3 separate regions of the Homo sapiens genome follow, and regions 2 and 3 are each linked to region 1. Evidence: chromatin loops called from intact Hi-C (ENCODE). Cell type or tissue: heart right ventricle. All regions are shown on one strand. Links, peaks and the distances in the headings refer to the core of each region. The heading gives the core; the rest is flanking DNA.

Region 1 (4,277 bases), core at 1,118-3,617:
AGGTTCATCAGCTCTGAAGAGGCAACGTTTTCGAATTCCCTTCTAGATACCAAATGATGACCTGAGCCTTAGCCAGGAACGAAGCAACTGTCAGAATTGATGCCATTTGCAAAATGCCAGATGAGAGAAATGTTTGCAAACAGAGCTGCTTTGGAGAGAATCATAGCCGGGATGAACATTTGTGGTCAGAAGCAGGAAGCAGGCAGACATATTGGATTGAGAGCTGCCTTTGCACCCCAGCTACATTACCTCACATTTGACTGGAGTCTCCATTCCCTGCCTCTTTCCTTGTGGCTGCATCCCCAAGAAGCAGTGAAGAAGAAACTGAGGAAGCTTATTTAGAGAAAATAAGTGCAGTAGGGAAACTGGCCATGGCAGTGTTGCATAAAGAAGCCTTGGACTTAATCAACTGCATCTGCCTTTGTTTTCCTCCCACACTCAGTCGGACACCAGATAGCAGTGGTGCTTATTTTTTGAGAACTTGAAGGAAAATGCGTGTTTTTTTTTTTTAAGTCAACGTGTGCCATCAGTTCTACATCATTTTCATTTCTGACCTTCCTTATGCTTAGATTTTCAAGCAGTATTTCAACCAGGCATTTTTATCCTTGTCTATCAGTAGGGAGATGAGACACTGTCAACGATCGATCACAACATTTTCACAGATCCTGTGGCTTCAAATGTCACCCTGAAAAACCATGCTAGCAGACTATCCCCCAGTGCCTGGGAAGACCTGCAGGAAGCTGGCCACCAAGAGAAGGCTTGGTGGCCGAATCCAAATTCAAGTGCAGAAGGCTGGCAACACAAAGCCCTCAATGCAGACAGTACATGCTGGCCAGACAGAAACAGGCAACCCAACCAACATTCATGGCTACTGACCAACTACTTTTTTGAAATTTCCATGGATTCTGAATGTTTCTGAGTTGGGGAGGGTGAAGAGGATGTGGAAGAGACAAAGGGAGTATATTCCTCACTCCCTGACATAAACCATTACCAGAAAATTAGTGTTTGGAATTATACCTCTGACAATGAGTCATTTTTGTTACCTTTACTCTTTTCTGTACTTTTCCTAATATTCTACAAGCAATGAGTGGGTTCTAATAAACAGGAAGAAGGGAAAAGTATGTCTTGTTATCCAAACTTAGTTGATTCCTAAGTTCTGATGGTGAGTGTTTGGGTAATGGGTTTGGAGAGGAAAAAATCTATTTGGCTCCTGAGTTTCAGAAAACAAAAATTGAAATTTCAGAAAGTGCTGAGTTTATCTGAATCCACTTGCCTCCTGAGTTCTGAGGGAAAGACTTTGGATGGCAAGAGGTCAAATAGCAAGAGATGCCTATATAGAACTTTTAATAAATAACCCTTTTCCTCCCCTTCCTACATAGAAGCACCAAAATTATACCTCAGTAAACAGTTTTGCAACATCCGTGTCTGGCAAAATGTATACCAAAGAACTTTTACATGCCAAAACTTAACATTCATTTTTGGTTGCTTTTTAAAGTCAGGAAGTCTCCAGGGTTCCTCATAGAAGCAAAGAAATGGGGGACAACCCAGATAAGGCGAGTTTCTTTGTCAAATTCACACAATGGAAAGGCTTAAGTTAAGATTATTTTTTAAGTAAACCTGTGTTCTTTCACAGACTCTGCCAGTGAAGTAAGGCCAAAAGATTCAAGCAAATATGAAGCACGACTTCTCGGCCTCAGCCCACAAAGTCTTTTCTTGTGTTTTAGACAAATTGAATTAGAGAAAACAAAGTCCTGGCCAGACCTCTATGCCCTATGCCAAGGAACTGGAACTTGTCGAGCAACTAGGAACTTGAACTTCACCCTACATACAATACTAAAGAAGAAATATCATGGCTGTCAAATGAACAAAGTGTTGCTAATACACCTCAAGAAAAGATGTAACCAGAGAAGGAAAATGTTGTCTATAAAAAGTGAAAGGTGAGATCAGGCCTTTTGGAGATTTTTTTTTTCCTTTTTTTAATATCTTCCAAATATATCTGAACTTGTTTCCTACTTGGACTTATTTAATTTTCCCTGATGTACTTCACAGATGTGAGTTGTGCTTGGGAACACGACTCAGAGACTGCGTGGCTCTGACACAGGCATCAGGCGTGTGCAGCTCCCCCGCAGTTTCCCACAGCTTCACCGTCATCCACTCTCATGTCCCTTCAGAGTGCTGCCCACTTCCCGCCCAGCAAAGGACTGCATTACTCAGCACACAGCGACCCCTGACTCAGTCGATGTGGGAGGAGATCGTCATCAAGGCTGATGTGAGTCTAAGAAACATCCTGACTGGCCTAAGAAGACCATCGGGACTTGCCAAGTGGCCCCAGCTCATGGGGTTCATTCCTTCTTCTCTTATTGTGTTTAAAAGTGGTATAATTAGCAACTTGTTGAAAATGCTGGCTTACTTCCCGTTACCAGGGCTCAGCACGCCATACTCCCAATCATTGGTCCAAGCAGACATGTTTACTAAGTGAGTGGGGGATGAGAAAGAGAAAGGACAGATGTGAGGGAAATAGACAGAGCTGAATAGCACCTCACAATGAAACACACGAACTCCTGGGAAATTCTCATTTTAACACAACTGTAGTTCCCATGCGTTGGAACCTAATGTTTACCTTCATAACGGCTCCATCAGAAAGGCACTGTCATCATATGAGAAAACCAAGGGTGAAAGATTAGGTAATTTGCCCAAGGTCTCTTTAATATCTTCCAAATATATCTGCACTTGTTTCCTACTTGGACTCATTTAATGAGTTAGGAAATGAGGGAGCTGAGTTTCCAAACGAAGCCTAATCCCTGCTCTTTTGACCTCTATAAAATCTATCAGAATATTAACAAAGGGTGTTTAATAAAATGAGTTTGGATAGAGAACAAAGAAAACCCAGAGGTATTTGGAAAATGGTTTGTTCCAAGATCTTCTAAGTTAGCTATCTCATCATTGTCATGTTATTCTTGCTACTGCTGACAACCTAGCTTCCTGTATATAAAGAAGTATCAAAGAAAATACTTAATATTCTGCTTTCTTCACAAATACTCTCCTTCCAACTTCCCTTATTTCTTTTCCTCAGCTCATTTCTGTGTTGGCCAATCAAGGTCTTCCCAGGACTTCATCAGCATGAGACCAGCTCCACCTCCACACCTAACACAGCAGGTCTCCTCCAATTTCCCAAGAATCCTCTCTGAAGTCTGGCAGACCTTGTATTCAGCTGTATAAATGCTGCCTTCATCAGCAACCAAGACTTCATCTTCCCAGGCCCTCTTTGAGCCAGCCCCACCTACACCCAATCCTGGCTGCTTGAATTACAAACACACCTAGAGAAGGGCTTGTGACCCCTAGACCTGGCCCACCAGTGGCTTCTGCCATCCAAATACAGCTTGGCCCTGACAGGTACTTAGTAACCTGGTATTTGTCCTTCATCCACTCCCTGACTCCTTCCCCAGAACAACAGTTAAAGACCTTCTCACCTTGTCTTCAGCCCCATTCCTGGTTGAATAATACCCTTCTCCTCCTTCACCGAATAGCCAGAGCCCTTCTAGAGTCAACTTTGCTCTGAGGCCCCCTTTATCTGCATGCATCCCTTTCTCCTGCCTCTCCCCCTTCCTTTCCCTTGTCTTAAGACCTATTCCCCCTCAACAATCCTCTACAAATCCTGCCCTGGGTGTTTCCTTCCTCTGCTGAGGTCCTGAAGCACTTCTTATTGGCAACCTTCATTTGGCTTTGAAGGTACATTGCCAAATATCCCTTATCTTTTTTTTTTCCCTTTTCTTCTCTTCATATTTTAAATTGCACAAACAACAGTCTGGCTCATCTCTTTCTATGCACATATCCTGTCTACCCAACCCAATTGGGTGTCCTCCAATGCTTTGTCCTTCCCATCTGCTCATCTCCCTCCTAATGATTCCCTTGGAGAGGGCTCATCCACTTGCAGAGCACCATGGATACTACACAGATTCTTGCCACCAAACCTTGTTCAAGCCCCCCTGGCCTTACCGGCCTTTCTCCTTCTCCCAATTAATCGAAATCTGCACTCTTTCCTCAAGGCCACCTCACATTCCAATCAAGCCTTCTCCAACAAACACAGATCCACAACTACCTGTTTCTCCTCTGACTTTCTATAGATATTTTAATGCTTATATATAGTCTTGTTTTATTGGACCTCCTTTTGGACCGTAAATACAGTGAGAGTTTCCTGAGGACAACGACCAAGGCCTCAGCGTTGTGTTTCCCTAACATGGTGCTAGGTATTCTGAGGGTGCTTATTCATTACGTGC
Region 2 (4,277 bases), core at 1,122-3,621, 170 kb before region 1:
AATGTCAGTCGATGTCTTAGAAAAATGTCATTTGCTAAGTTTCCACATCTCCAAAGTGGGTCAGCCGTGATGCTTGTTTGTTTGTTTGTTCCTGCTCAGATTCACAGGCTTCTTGGGATTAACCATACGGGGTAAGTGAAGATGAAGCAAAAGGAATCTGATCTGAGATCCTGACCAAATTGTCCCTGTCATCTTCGAGGAGAGAACGTACGTCTATTAAGGGATACTTTGATCCCTCTCATCCCTTCAAAGTTTGGCTCCAATCTTACCTACCTGGAAAGGCAGTTGTGAAGATGTATCCCACACCCTTGAAATTAAATCTCCACCATGTCCGTCTTCTTCTCTTATATTCTCAGAGAGGATTATATTTGTTTGCAGTTAATTATCCTTTTGTTTATAAGAATGGTTTCATTTTTCTCACAAGTATACACATCATTCGCCTTTGTTGGAATGCAGTCTTGGAGAACAGTGTGGGTCTCCCCAGAGTATGCAGGACAGAACTGTGTCCCCAGAGCCCCCTCACATTGCTGCTGCTGTCTAACTGCCTCTCTCACTGTGTCAATGTTTGGCACTAATCACCAAAACAAATGCATCATTTGATCTGCTACAGGGAAACCTCAATTAAAAATATGTGAACATTTTATGCTTGGAGAAATAACTTATGTAAGGTTTTCTTCATAATACCTGATATCTCTTTTAAAGGGTATGCTTATTCTATAAAATATGTTAGATAAATTCTCGATAAGCCGCAGTGGTTGTTAAACAAACGCAACTACGATTAAGATAACAGCTGTGATAAATGGCTTAAAATAAACAATGAAATTCTTAGACATTTAAAAGGAACGTGGTAAGTGGAAAGAGCATAAATAAGATGGGAAACCAGGACATTGCTGTTCTTGATCCAGGCTAGGGCTCCAGTGTCCTCATCTTATCTGAAGGAAGTAGTTATGGTCTTTATGAGTTCTGTAAGGTTTATTAGTCTCAGTTACTTTTCTTTTTAAAAATTGTTTTTAAGCTTACAAAAGTATTCTTCCAGCTGGGGCTGCAAGGTAAAAAAAAAAAAAAAAAAAAAAAAAAAAAAGTATTATTAACCCCCTACAACAATGTCAAGCAATGTGGAATTTTTGAGTAAAATGTAAATGGTCTCCTTTTCCCTCTTCTGACTCCTCCCTGCCAGATCCTTGTGCAATTTCTGTACACCTCATGTGTGCACACATGCACATGTGAACATGTGGATTTTTTGGTATATAAATGATACCACATATACATATTGTTTGGAGTTTTACTGTTTTCATTTAGTAACTGACATTTTTCCAATCAAATTCAAATCCGTTTCATCCTACTCATAGGCTGTATGATATTCCATAAAAGAGTCACATCATAATTATTCTTCTGTAGAAAGCCACTTAAGCTGCTTCTTATTTTTGATCCTACTTGTAATGCTTCCATGAACATCCTTGTACAGGTATCTTTGAGTGTGTACATGAATATCTTTGTAGGAAAGTTTCTAGAAGAAAAGTTTCTGGGTCAAAGAGTTTGTGCATTTTTAATCTTAATGGGTATTGCCAAACTGACTTCCCAAAGGATTTTTATCATTCCAGAGATAGTCCATGAGACTGTCCATTTCCTCACAGCTTTACCAACACTGGATGTTACCAGATTTTTTTTTTTTGACTCTCTAACAATATGGTTTAATTGGCATTTCCCTGTTTAAATTTGCATTCACCTTATTATCAATAAGATGAAAAATCTCATTAGTTATTGATTTTTGTTTCTCTTTCTATTTCTTCTCTTTCGTACCTACAGATTTCATCAAATATCTGATCATCCTTTGTTGATCATACTGTTTACAAACAAATTAATAAAATTCAACAAAATTAATAAATTCAACAGTATTCATAGTTGGGTTGCATTTCTTCTGCAATTATTACTCTTATTTACTCTTTCTTTCTTCCATAAAACTTTCCTCAGAATTGGAGGGCTTTGGTGGAAGTGAGCAGTGCATGGTAGGGAGCCAGTACAAAGGCTGGAGGCCTCATCAGTTCCAAGGAAGGAAGGCTTTGTTCTGGGAGCCTTCGTGTCACTTCTGAGAGGAGCTGCATTTGGGGGATTTTCCTTCCATCCAAGCTATTATAGACATTTCAGGCTCAGCTTCTCTCTCCAGCCTCAACATCTAAAGTAGAAGCCCCCCGTCCCCAGATCCTTCCTAGACTAAAACCGTAGTCTGGGAGCTCTGGTTTGGGGACAAACACCTCGAAGCTAGCCAGTCCCCTTGGGCCAGGCGGGAGAAGGTTGTAAGAGTCCCAGCCGTTCTGCAGACAGCCCTTCTTCCACTGCTCACCTTGTATATCTCCTTCACAGCCCACTCGTGCTCTAGGTATTGGTGACTTGGGAGTTTCTGAAAGGCTCCCACCTCTGTAGCAGCCTCCTCCTGCATGGGTTTTGGATTTCAATTCTCTCAGTCCATCAAATTAAGTGGGTCTCTGCTGGGGGCATCTGACAATGTTTGAAGATATTTTTGGTTGTCACAATTTAGGGGGAGTATCGCCGGTATTTAGTGGGTAGAGGCCAGGCATGTTAATAAACCCCCTACGATGCATAGGACAGCCCCGCAACAAAGAATTATCCAGTCCAATGTCTCAGTAGAGCCAAGTTTGAGAAACCCTGATCTAATCCCACCTATTTTCTTTCTTTAATACACCCTTTCCTGTTTCCCAATGCTTATATAACTTTATTCTTTTGAAACATATTTCGTGTAATTTCAATGAGATTGGGGGAGAGAGAGGATGTCTTAGACAGTTCTGGCTGCTGTCACAAAGTACCGTCAAATGGGTGGCTTATGAACAAGAGAAATTTCTTCCTCACTGTTCTGGAGGCTGGAAGTCCAACATGGTCAGGTTCTGGTGGGGGCCCTCTTCTGGGTTTCAGACTGCTGACTTCTCATTATATCTTCACATGGTTAAAAGAACAAAAAACCTATCTGGAGTCTCTTTTATCATGGAATGAATCCCATCATGAAGGCCACCCTCATGACCTAATCATTTCCCAAAGATTCCACCTCCTAATATCATCACCTTGGAGGCTACCATTTTAAGATACAAATTTTGGGGGACACATTTAGTCCATTGCAGAGGACAAGCATATTGATGAATTTAGTCTGCTGTCACAAATGAGGAGATGCAGTTTATTATTTTACTAATACACCTTGGGTAGAGATCAATGAGCAAACATTTCTTAAATATGCACCACGTACATGCCACGCGCATACACTCTGTAGTCTGAGTCAAGCTTGAGGACTGTGGAAATGGGTTCAGATTTCATTCTCAAACTCTTCTCTTCCTATTACAGTTTTTCACAAGTCACATCTGACTAAAATGAATGCATAGTGCAGTGTTAAAGGGCCAAAATTGTAAGTGTCAACATATACAAAAAGGCTGTGTGTCACAAGGGAAAAGATCATCCCCTACTCTACTTTGTTGTCTTGGTGATAGTGGGGAACTTGCAGGCTGCTTGTGGTGTTTCTAACTTGATATCCAAACATGAGAGCTCATGTTCCCAGGAAAACAGAAGGTTGGAGTTGAAAGAACCTTAGAGATCATATGGTTTGTGGTTGACTGTTACATTCATGGCCTCCATGAAGTACATCCTGTGTAGTCTCCTTTCCCATTGACTATGGGCTCAGCCATGAGACTTGCTTTGGCCACCAGGATGGCAGCAAATATAATGCCAGGAAAGGCTTGATAAATGCTTTTGCTTCAGGTCTTCCTCCTTTTGGAACACAGCTGCACCAGTCAGAAACTCAGTATCCTGCAAGACACAGGGCATCCTGGCTGGCAGCCCAGGCTAATTACCAGACAGGTGAGTGAAGACACCTTGGACTACCCAACCTTAGGTGAGCTGCTAAAAGGCTGCCTCTGAATGAGTGAGCACTGGTAAGACCAGCAGAAGAACCAACCAGCTAATCCCAGCTTAACGGCAGAATTGTGAGCAAATAAATTGTTGTTGGTATAAGCCATTGATTTTGAGGCTGTTTGTAACATCAGTAGATACACATAGTACAACAACTTCCTTTTAGAGACAAGACAATTAAGAAAGTCATGCTATACATAGTAGCCAAATTCTCAGGCCAGCTCCACAAAAGCCCACAATAGGCCTGAAGGTGGTACTAATAATATTCTTTCAATTACCTCCACACCATGTCACATTATGTAAAGGGTGAGTTCTTGGTCTCAACATTGCATGTCAAGTTTATGTTATGCACACACCCTCTCTCTTAT
Region 3 (4,277 bases), core at 1,221-3,720, 770 kb after region 1:
CAGAGTGTTTGAGCTTGATTTAGAGACATTGGATTCACATGCTGATTTTTCTCATGGATTCAGTTTTTAATGTTAAGAATCATCATCTGCATGGATCTTAGGTATGTGCAGGGGCAGTGACTATCTGGCAGCATGTTACATGGAGCATATGAAAGAAGGGGATGGAATGAGGGTGAAGGGATAGGCTGAGCTCTCACCTAAAGGAGGGCATAATGATTCTACATTGACCACTGTCATTGCCACTAGGAGTCAAGGAAAGTGTAACTATCTATAGATACATATCTCTGTGCATTTACACAGATGAACTTCTGAGTTTCAAAAATCTTAGGAGATTCTACTTTTTCATTTTTTATTGTTTAAAATTTAAAATTTTATTTAAAAATTTTTTTAATTTTAAAATTAAAAATTTAATGCCTGTTAATTCAGATATTTCCAGGAACAGTGTTGGGATTTTTTTGTCCCCTCATGAATTTTGATGTCTCTCGGTGAGGGGCTGGTAGGATAGTGTGAATCCTGGCTCCAGGCTGGGAAGACTAGGTGGAATGAGTGGTCTTGGGTAAGCACCGACACACCCACCTCCTACTGCTGTTTCTGAGTTGTGCCCTTGCCCTCCTTGCTGTCCCTCTTCCGCCCTGTCTCTTCTGTCATCCTTTCTTTTACAATAGAGTCACAGCATCAGATAGAGGAGCTGCAGGAAGCATACCCAAACCAGCTGAGCTTAGTAAGGGGACTAACTTCACTGAAATGTACAAACCTTTCTGTGCTTCCTTTTCTGAGACTTGTAGATAACCAAACTGAAAGGCCTTTCTCACATCCCTGAGCAGCTGGCTTATAATTTTAATTAGATTGATGTCATCTGTGATTAGGCCTGCCCCCAACCTCCAAGTGTCTACCATTTTGATTATGTCGTATTTGAATTGTGAATGGGTTTTCTTTGATTTCAACCCAGCAGAGTCCCAGAACTACCATCTTGGGAGAAGCCATGGGGCTGTGCAGTCTGTTTGCCTGCACCTGAACTTCAGGGGAAGTTTGGTGGGGGGATTGTTGCAGGCCCAAGAGACCTGTATTTAGATCTGTCCAGACTGCAGTCCTTCTTGCTGTCCCATTCTGTTGTCCAGAGTCACCAGCCATTTCCCTGTTCAGTCTGTGTTAGGCCTGCCCGTTCCTGAGCAGGCACTCACTTCCTGGGCATGTCCCTCTGCAATTTAATTCATTGCTCTTCAGCAGCGTCATAGGGAAGTTTGAATCTTATTTAGTCTGAGGTTTTCTTTCTATTGCTATGCCTGGGCATTTTTTAGATCTTAACCTGGTCAGAAAAATTCCATTTCCTGTGCAAGTCAAAGAGACAAGCACGAAACCAACTCCACTAGAATTTTTCCTACAGAATTTGTGAGTTTTTAGCAAATGTGAATACCCGTGTTAGGAAAGATTTCATATTTACATGTTCCCGAAATTGCTGTATTTGTGGAGGATTTGGAGAGAGCTCAAACTCATTTTATTGTGATAAGTGCTGAAACATAATCATAGAATCTTTGCCATGTTAACAGTGGTGAATGATATTAACCATTTATGGAGTTACCTTTTCTCTCCTAAATCAAATAAGATTAACTTCTGTATAAATGAGAAAAATGTAAGCCCCTGTGCTGACGTAAGCGCTCTGAAAGATAGCACAGATGAACACGGCAATAGGATCTACCCACAAGGAGCTAATGGGAGATGATGTCTCCTGGCACATCTGTCAGAAACGTCAGAAGACATTCAGGTCTTTACGTGTGTTTCTCCTGATGAAACAGGTTTCAGTGTCTCATTCATCTTTGTCATTCCCTGTCACTTGGTGATGCTACCTGGGTGACTTGTCTCCCTTGTCTTCTGATGTGCGTGCCCCCCCCCCCCCCCCGCTTTGTGTCCTGCCACCCACCTCACACCCATATACCAAGGTCCTTAAGAGGGGGGTGGTGTGATCGTTGGGGCTCCATTAAGACATTTTGTAGTTTTTGTGTATATTTATGGGTTTTATGTATTTGTTGTCCCTTTGTAGGCATCCGAGTACCAAGTCTTTTGTGAAGTCATATGAAAAGAAAAAATCCCCACAAGCCACTACCTGGGATATAGGTCTCTGCAGAGTCCTTCCTGCTGTTGCCACATGGCTTGAATGGCCTTGGAAGCCAAAGAGTAACAATCCACAGGATGTCAGTGCTTCCTTATGACGCCAGTGGAGGGAATGGAATAAAGCCAGCTTAGTAATATACAGGCCACTTGGAATGCTCCTCCGATTTCAAATGACCCGGGGGAACATGGTGGTTTCGTGAAACCAAAGTCAGCTTTGAAGAAAGCTAATGTCAGCCTCAGGTTCAGGCAGTACTGTAGAAGAACACTGAGCTCTCAGTAGCTGGCTAGCTGTGCTGCCTTCCCCAGTCTATTTCACATCCGCTTTTATATCAAGGCAGATGACAAGGAAACAAACTGACGTCAGTTTATTAAAGGAAACACTTGTGATATTGGGAGTAATCCCTCAGGCAAGAGGTGCTAATTGAACCTAAGAGTATTTCTGAAGTTACTATTTTCAACAGTAGAGAAGGAAATTATTGATCATCTCATCCAAAATTGATAAAAACCTAAGTGTAGCAGTCTTTCAAAATTAAATATTCTCAGCTGTGGAATATTCTCATGCCCAACATTGCTACTTCCTCAACCATTTCTAGATGATTAAAATTACACTGTAATGCCATGTTGCTCAATATGCATATTTGTTGTCATTTTTGTCTGTTCATTTCTTAGGAATGTCTTTGCCACCATCGAACAGTCATCAGGAACTTAGTTGCATGCCTTTTTTTTTTTTTTTTTAGCTACTCGTTAGCTTGTGTGTTCTTGGGCAAGGTATTTACTTAGCTTCTCTGATTCTTAATTTCTACTTCTGTGAAATCAGCATGATAGAGTAGATTAGCATTAATTTGTCCAGTCATTGATTCATTTATATCCCAGCATAAGGAAACAATGAGGCTGTATCATGGGCAGCAGTAGAGCCATTCAGATCTCTAATGGTGGATGCCAGCCATTGTTATATGTTCAAGGAAAATGACATTTCCAAGATCACTATTCAGCTGGGTGAAGGTTCCCAACTAAAATTTTGTCCCTGTAATCCATTCTTCTTTCCCTGAGATAATAGTGACTTGTCCAGATTAAAACTTTTATATCCCACCGTGTCTTCAACCCCATTTACATTGCTATCTATACTTTGTTTTCTTCATTCTTTTATAACCCTTAGGAAAACTGGTGTACTGTTGCATCCTCCAAGCAAAGGCTGAGTTGCTGAAAGTCAGTAATAATCCCGGTTGACACCAGTCGTTTACACAAGAATCCTCCAAGTGGTCAGACTGCTGGGATCACCTAGAGCTTTGTTTTCATGTGTAATAAATACAGATCAAATGTTGGCAACAGTTCCCATGGCAGCTAAAAGTTCTTTCCTGCAAAATTTCACTGAGGTCCATTTCTCTGTAAGTTTAGAGCGGAATTCCTAGAAATTTCTTATAATGGGATTTCATTATGAGTATCCATCAGTCATCAAAGGGAGTATTTATTTAAATGTGACATAATATAAAATGAAACAGATCTTCCTATAGAGGGTTCCTTGCAATAAAAAGGCAATCAGGCACCAGTGCCTTGCAAATCTAATGAAGCTTGGAGCTCTGCAGGTGCAGGTGCTGTCAGAAAAGAGGTTAGCAATTTTCTGAACCTGAAGAAGGCCTCTTCTGAACTGCAGACAGAGGAAAGAGTCCTGGAGAGCACCACATCTCAGGCCACATCAGGTGCTGTGGAACTGCCAGGGAGGCCCAGGTCCTCGCTTCGCCGTGCAACTAGCATTTTCTCTTGCATAATCGCCTACCACCTGTTCTTCAACATAAACCCACTAGCCCCACATTGTGCCATGAGACAAGGCACCTGAGCCAGGCCGTGCTGCACCTGCGACCTCAGGAAGCTGTGATGCTCTGCCCTTACCCCTGTTCCCTGATTTTGGAGTGCCTTGGTGAATAGAAGCAAAACACGAGCTGTGCTTTTAGATGAAAATAAGTTCTCTGGCTGCATGGAAAGAACGGTTTGGATATAGTTAGTTAAGAAGGTGAGAGCTCAGTCTTCCCTCCTCACACCTCAGTTTTACTCCCTCATTTTTTGAAAACATTCAAATATAGAGGCAGATGATCTTCGTGTCCTTTTGGTTTCTGACTTGGGTGAAGAAGGCACAGGTCTTAAAATAGGTTTTCTTGCAGGGAGAACCTGGG

What was found. Hi-C counts contacts between places; a loop is a spot of excess contacts. Peaks named below come from ENCODE experiments on the same cell type or tissue, not always from the same donor. Only the 100,000 strongest peaks of a DNase experiment are listed, where the experiment ranks them.
Region 2: a loop joins it to region 1, with 2.0 times the contacts of the local background. A loop is called at or near these places in 1 of 110 quality-filtered maps.
Region 3: it touches region 1 in a loop (2.4-fold over the local background); 1 of 110 quality-filtered maps calls a loop at or near these places.

Annotation. Positions count from the first base shown.
Region 1 is chr6:14,704,390-14,708,666 of GRCh38, forward strand. The region is part of intron 1 of LOC101928354 (a long non-coding RNA gene); the gene reads right to left. Among named protein-coding and RNA genes, the nearest start is that of LINC01108, 420 kb to the left of the region's middle. RefSeq lists an enhancer at 1,509-2,708. In heart right ventricle, for the core only: a CTCF peak has its summit at 2,212; a DNase peak (open chromatin) is centred at 2,212; H3K27ac peaks cover 2,500 bases.
Region 2 is chr6:14,532,862-14,537,138 of GRCh38, forward strand. No RefSeq gene overlaps it. Among named protein-coding and RNA genes, the nearest start is that of LINC01108, 250 kb to the left of the region's middle. In heart right ventricle, for the core only: no CTCF peak of the experiment used is centred there; no DNase peak of the experiment used is centred there.
Region 3 is chr6:15,471,634-15,475,910 of GRCh38, forward strand. The region is part of intron 5 of JARID2 (jumonji and AT-rich interaction domain containing 2); the gene reads left to right. Among named protein-coding and RNA genes, the nearest start is that of DTNBP1-AS1, 72 kb to the right of the region's middle. RefSeq lists an enhancer at 1,804-3,003. In heart right ventricle, for the core only: no CTCF peak of the experiment used is centred there; a DNase peak (open chromatin) is centred at 2,308; H3K27ac peaks cover 2,252 bases.